Regions from separate parts of the Homo sapiens genome. Here region 1 is linked to region 2. The links are chromatin contacts, found by Hi-C in ENCODE. All regions are on one chromosome and are shown on one strand. The core of a region is the stretch at or near the end of the contact, and the rest is flanking DNA. Distances in the headings are between cores, read along the strand shown.

Region 1 (3,533 bases), core at 534-3,033, 970 kb after region 2:
AACTCGCCTCATTCCCCACCCTGGGGGAGGGTGTTCACCCCCGTTCTGCTAAAGATAGAGCTAGGGCCCTCCCCAGGAACTTCCTGGCTTTTATTAGTTTGTAATCCCATACGTAACTTTTCAAAGGTTTTTCTTTTGGAAGTGTGGGTGTGAAAATGCTTCCTTAATCACATCGAACGGGAGGATCTCCGACCATCTGTACTTTATTTGAAAACCTAGCATCCGGTTGGGATGTTTGGGTGGGTGGAGGACCCTGCCGTGTTGGGATGAAACAGCAGGGACACGTTTAAAACACAAGAACCATGCGCGGTGGCTCACGCCTGTAATCTCAGCACTTTGGGAGGCTGAGGCAGGCGGATCACAAGGTCAGGAGTTCGAGACCAGCCTTGCCAAAACGGTGAAACCCCGCCTCTACAAAAAAAACCAAAATAAAACAAAAAACAAACAAAAAAAACCACCAAAAAAATAATCAGCCGGGCGTGGTGGCGGGCGCCTGTAGTCCCAGCTACTCGGGAGGCTGAGGCAGGAGAATCGCCCGAACCCGGGAGGCGAAGGTTGTAGTGAGCCGAAATCGAGCCACTGTACTCCAGCCTGGGCGACGGAGCGAGACTCCGTCTCAAAACAAAACAAAACAATCCCACGTCAAGATCGCTTTGAAACACAGGCAGAAAAATTAGGCAAAAAATGTCAAACGGCTAATTACCTTGGCTCAGTTACACATTTACTCGAAAGCCCGCCTCCCCCACTTTTAGCCCCAGCGTTAAGAATGTAAAATAGGGCGCTTAGAAGTCTAAGCGATAAAGATCTTCTTACCGAGAGCCAAGGGACAAAACTCATTACAGATAAGCCTAGTCCTCCCATTTCCCCCGGACGCCTCTCCCCGATTGCTAAAGAAGCAGCCGCTCCCCGGGTAGCTGCCAGGAAATCAGTCCGGCCCCGCGGCGCTGCTTTCACCCTGCAGGGTGTAAGAGGCGCACTTCCTGCGCCCTCCCCGCGGCCAAACCGGGGTGCGGGAACCTTCTCCAGAGAAGCTGCGAGTTGGGGAAACTCCGCCACCGATCCATCGTGGCGCCGGGAAAGGGGATGCGGGGCTCGGAAGGGCTAGATTTCGCAATCCTGGGATCGACATTCCTCCCCTCCCCCACTTTCCCCAGCCTTGGACTGGGCCAATGAAAGCCCGAAAAAGAAAAAAAAAAAAAATTAAATCTCAATGTAGCCGGAGTGCAAAGGCCGCTCGGCTTTGTTTCCCGGCGGGGGAATGCGCTGTGTTGGAGGCGCGAACAGGAGCCGCAGACGGTGAGCCTCACCGCTGCAAATGCCAGGGCAGTGAAGCCGAACAGAAAACCCCATCGCTTTAAAAAGGCAGCTGTCCGCCCTCCCCCTTTCCCCTCGCCAGGGCGAGGGGCCCCTCAAGTCCGGGATCCGCGAGCTGCGCGGAGGATCTCGCCAAACCCGAGCACCGTGCGGCGTCTTTTAAGAGCTCGAACAACGGGAATCCAGCAAAAAACAAGCCGGCCCCAGAAGGCAGCCTCCCTCCTCTCTCCGCGCACGGGCTACAATCGCCCCCAGTCCCCAAACTGTCCCAGTAGAGGCCGCGCGGAGAGAGCAGAGCCGAGGGACCCAGCGCAAGGCGGGAGCCAAGCGCGGCTGCTTTAAGAACGCGGAGAGCGCGCGCCCGCCGCCAGCTGGCCCGGGCTGCGCGCCCCCGCCGCCACCGCGCGCCCCCTGTTCGCTCGCTCCTTCGCTCGCCGGCTTTAAAGTCTCTGCCAGGATCCATGCTCACATGTTACTTCCTGTATGGAGGCATGGCCAGTTTCCAGCCCCGCGCTCTTCGTTCCTTCCCAGCCTGCGCCGGAGCCACAACTTTCAGGAGCATGGACTGAAGGCGCCCTCGCCCCAGCGCCCCTCTGAGATCCTTTGTGTTTTCCTCCGTTTCCTCCGGCCGTTTCTATTTTGGGGGGCTCTCCGCTCCCCCTGCCTCTCCCCTCCCCTTCCCCTCTCGCAAACATGCCTCCTTCCTTCCCGGGGCCCTGGAAGGAGCTGCCTGCCTGAAGCCCGGAGACGCCGCGCCGCGCTCAGCCCCGCCGCCGCCCGCCGGCTCTCGGGCTGTGCTGCGCTGCCGACTCAAGTTGGGGATCCTCGGCTGCTCGCCGCCGCCGCCCGCGGTCCCTGCCTGCCCCAGGCCCGGGGCATCGCCGCCGGCCGCCGACTCCGCGCCCTGCCCGATCGGCTCTCTCCTTTTTAAACGGAAAGCAGCCTTTCTCCGCCGAGAGGATCGTCCCCAGCGTGGCTCTGCGTTCCCGGTCACTTTTTGAGATTTTCCGGGGGGCGCTCGGCGGCTTCCCGGATTCCAAGGGGACTCGGGCCGCCGAGCGCGGGGGGCCCGTGGAGCGGGCGAGCCGGGGAAGCGCCCCGGCTTAGCGGAGGCTCGCACGGAGGCAAGAACTTATTCAACAAGTTTACCTCCCTGCTTTCCTCTTTTCGATGTGCGTTTTCGGACATGCGGAGGTTACTGGAACCGTGTTGGTGGATTTTGTTCCTGAAAATCACCAGTTCCGTGCTCCATTATGTCGTGTGCTTCCCCGGTGAGTGCCGGCCGCCGAGGGGATGCGGCCCCGGCCGGCGCGCGTTGGGGATGCGGAGTTGTCGCCTGGGCGCGGAGCTCCGGCGCCCGTCCGGGAGACCCTGGAGAGGGTGGAGGGTGGCCCGGCGCCCGGATAGGAGAAAAGGATTGCTCCGCTGGCTTGGATGATGTTTAGGGAGGCAGGCTAGTGGTCGAGGAAGGTGGAGGCAGGGGCTGGCCGGGGAGGGGGCTGGGGGACGCGGGGGTCTGCTCCCGCTCCCTTTTGGGGGTCCTGGGGAGCTGGAATCGGGAGAAAGGGGGACTTGCTTTGCTGACTCGTCGCCGATCGGGAGAACTCGAGTTGTGGGGCGGTTGGGGAGACTGAGGCCATGGAAAGGATGCTTCTGTGGGTTTGGGGGGCCCGGGATGAGCCCCCTCGCTCTGGCGGGTATTGAAGGAACTCAGAAGGTGGGGGTTTGCTTTGCTGTTCTCCATCCCTTTGGGAGGGCTAGGTTTCGGGGAATGGAAGTCGGAGGCTGGCTGCGGAGGACTGAGGATGTGTGGGGAGCAGCCTGCGTTCTGGGTCGGGGGCGTCCTCCCTCTCTCTGGGGGCTGGGGCGCGGGCAGCACTTCGGTGCCGGCGTGAGGCAGCCTCCTTGGGCGCAGTGAGACGGCAGGGCGCAGGCGGTTTCGGAGAGATCCGTGTCTCCCCTAGCCCCGGCCCGTGGCCCTTTCCCTCCGCTGCTCTGCTCGATTGGATTGCCTGGGTCTGGACGCGGGGAGGGGGCGGGGGCGGTTTCGGCGGCCGGGGCGGTTTCGGCGGCCGGGTTGCTGTTCGCGCCGGGGCTGATTTTTTTCCTGTCTCGCGCGCCCTGCCTACCTTCATCTTTGCCCTTTTGCAGGCTGTTCGCGGCTGGCAGACCCAGTCTCGCTCCTTTCTGGCCAGGTTAAGACAGGAACAATACTGGCC
Region 2 (3,245 bases), core at 280-2,779:
AAATAGCTAATATATGCAGGGCTTAAAACCTAGATGATGGGTTGGTAGGTTCAGTAAACCACCATGGCACACATATGTAACATGTAACAAACCTGCTTGTTCTTTACTTGTATGCTGGAACTTAAAATAAAATTTAAAAAAAACTCAAAAAGAGAAAAAAGTAATCACCTGATATTCACCGGGATAAAGAAAGGAATTTAGAGAAATGTCTTTTGTCCCTACAGTTGAGGCGTAAAACCTGACAGTGAGGATGAAGGCCCTTAGAAGCCACGCAGTTCCACTAACAAGCCCATGTAGTTATTTCTACCTCCATTACCTGCTGCTTTATTAATATAATTAACCACTATTTATTGAGCTTCTGCTAATGCCAGGCACTATGCTAGGCTGTATGCCTATATTTTTATTTTATCCTCTGACCATGGTAACATCGGTTGTCTTATTATCCTGATTTCACAGACTTGGCACAGAGAAGTTCCGTCTCATGTCAAAGATCACACAGCCTGGCTGGGGTAGAATCTGTATCAGGAGGCAAGTCTGCCTGACTCCAAAGATCATGCAATGCCCCTTCTCCTTTTTTTTTTCCCTTCCACCACTCTTCTGTCATGCCTTTTCCCTAGCTATTACCATTTAAAAGCAGTTGTGATTAAAAACAAAGGTCAGCTGTCCATAACTTAACTCAAATGTTCTTTCTTCCTTGCTCTTAGAGACAAATTACCATCTTCCATCATTCACGTGGACCAAGAAGGATTTAGGCTGAGATGATTATGCATAATAATCTGGGTCTCATTACAAGCTGAGCACTTGGAAGGGCCATTCTCTCAGCCCTTAAGGCAGCTGAACTTGATCATATTTTCATTTTCTTTTCTCCCTATATCCACTAAAGATCAACTGACACAGAACAAATGAAGTTACTAACAATTTACTGATTTCTTTAAAATATATATCTTCAATAAAGGAAGAACAAACAGTCAAATGACTGAAATCTAAGTACGGAATGTGAAAAATGCCACTCTCTAAAATTCTCAAAGGAAGAGAAGAAAATAAAGAGGGGAAGGAGAAAGAGAGGGGAAGGAGAAAGGGAGAAAAAGAATCGAAGGAGGGAGAGAGGAATGGAAGGAGGGAAGGAAGGGTATAGAGATCATCTGCATTAGAATCTTCTCAGGCTGGGGGTCCCTGAGCCCACTCCAGACCAACTGATTCAGAACCTCTGGGGTGGGATCCAAGACTGCATTTGCACACACTCCTCTCGTGACTATAATTTTTTTAATTCATTTATTTTTGAGACAGGGTCTTGCTCTGTTGCCTAGGCTGGAGTGCGGTAGCATGATCATGGCTCACTACAGCCTCAACCTCTCAAGCTCAAGTGATCCTCTTGGCCTCAGCTTCCCAAAGTGTTGGGATTACAGGTGTGAGCCATCATGCCTGTCCTGGTGATTGTAATTTACACCAGATTCACCTTACCCTAAGAAGTGACTTGTATATGTGTTGCTTATGGAAGTCAGAAGTTTCCCAAGTTTAAGAATTCAGCATTTAGCTCCAGGAAAAATTGGTCATAAATATGATGATGACACATATGTGAGACAATGACTGCATGAGTCCAGGAAAGAATAAAGACATTCTCCTGAGAAAGACTCCTCGTTGGAGCCTATGGGTTCTACCGGGCAGGTGACTCACCCGTTGGAGTCACAGGTGACTCAGCAACAGGGTTATGTAACAAGACCACCTTCCTTGGTGCTAATTTTAGATTTAAATAGAGAAACTATTTGAATGTCAAATTAACCTTTTTATATAGAGAGAGAAAAAGTATAACCCAATGTAAGCACAAGGTAATAAGCACAGGGCAACACATTCAAACAGATGCAAAGCACGTGGAGTGAAAAGTGAGTTTTCCTTCCAGGCCCAACCACTTCTTTCTGGCACTTCAGAAACACACTTTGTAGAACCAATCACTTGTATTTGTGTGAACTCCTCCCTGTTAATACAAAGGGAGGAAGCCCATTATACACACAGTTCTCTCCTTCACTTTTCCCAGAATAACATATCCTGGAGGCCATTCTCCACAGTACATACACATTTACATCGTTCTTTTGAACATCATCACAGTCCATGTATTTGACCAGTTCACTTTAATAAACATTTAGACTTTTTCTAATCCTTTGCTAATAGAAATGATGCTATAAGGAACACTCTTCTTCATATGGCTTTGTCCACGTCGGGGGATATATTTTTAAGATAACTCTGTGGAAGCAAAATGGCAAGGGCAAAGGATACAGGCACTTTTGAGATATTGCCAAATTTTCCCTCCCAGGAAGTTGTAGCAATTTAAACTTCTATTAATAGTATATGATACTACTTGTTTCCCCCACACCTTCACCAAAGCAGTATATTTTTGATTGTGATTTAATTTGCCACTTCGACTTCTTACTGGAGAAAGTGCTGACCAGCAAACATGAATGTAACTTGGCAGCTATATTTCTCCTGGAGAATGAATACATTGGCATTCTAATTTATCATCTTCTTATGCATTAGGTAAGTATGAATCTGTGGCCTTGACCCTCTTCAACTCTGGGTAAATTTACAAACTTTAGTTTCTGGGCCTGCTAACACAGGTGAACAGTGATGCCTCCAAGAGAGGACACATCTACAAGACTGCTGGAAGGAGTCCTCTTTTAATTTTACTCTTCCAAGTTTTAAAAATAAATTGCAAAATAATTTTTCTCTAATAAGTTAACGATTTAAAATTGTAATTCAATTAGAAATTTTTTTAAATATTATGAACCAAATTTTTCTTGCTCAAGTCTGCAAGAAGGGAGGAACTCTGTGGAACGCTTCAGATCAGACCACCTTGGCGGACATCAAAGATCTAATTCAAATGACATCTACTCACAGACTCAGTGGTCTGCTTCATGGATTCAAAAGTTAATCAAAATTCATACTACAAATGCTGTTACTAATCGCCACAGCAGCAAACTAGAACCCCTCCTTGCCCACCACTTTTACACTCCACCCCCAGAGAATAACAGACAACATGCTGTTTCTTCCAGTAATTCTTAGGATGTTATTGATGTATTGTTTATTTTTCATAGAGTCCATGCACTTAGGAGGAAACAGGGCATAATATATATGCACTTTCAGAAAACTGTTTTAATGTTATAAATAATATCCAAAACCATTAATGAGTTTTAGAGGTGGCTGCCTTGCAGCGGGGAATTACTTAAGCACTGGAAAGCCAATCAACAAATATT

What was found. Hi-C counts contacts between places; a loop is a spot of excess contacts on that map.
Region 1: a map of chondrocyte shows a loop between it and region 2 (2.7-fold over the local background). The contact joins the promoter of PTPRG here to the enhancer-like site in region 2. A Hi-C loop is called at or near these places in 1 of 168 maps with a recorded cell type or tissue (chondrocyte).

The regions. Positions count from the first base shown.
Region 1 is chr3:61,559,788-61,563,320 of GRCh38, forward strand. It overlaps PTPRG (protein tyrosine phosphatase receptor type G), which reads left to right and starts at 1,784. Exons shown (of 30, transcript NM_002841.4): 1 at 1,784-2,585. The coding sequence starts at 2,501. RefSeq lists an enhancer at 1-561.
Region 2 is chr3:60,587,387-60,590,631 of GRCh38, forward strand. The region is part of intron 4 of FHIT (fragile histidine triad diadenosine triphosphatase); the gene reads right to left. Among named protein-coding and RNA genes, the nearest start is that of MIR548BB, 29 kb to the right of the region's middle. Within about 2 kb of position 1,530, at least 2 of the 41 ENCODE cell types and tissues checked have a DNase peak (open chromatin) inside an H3K27ac peak, as active enhancers do.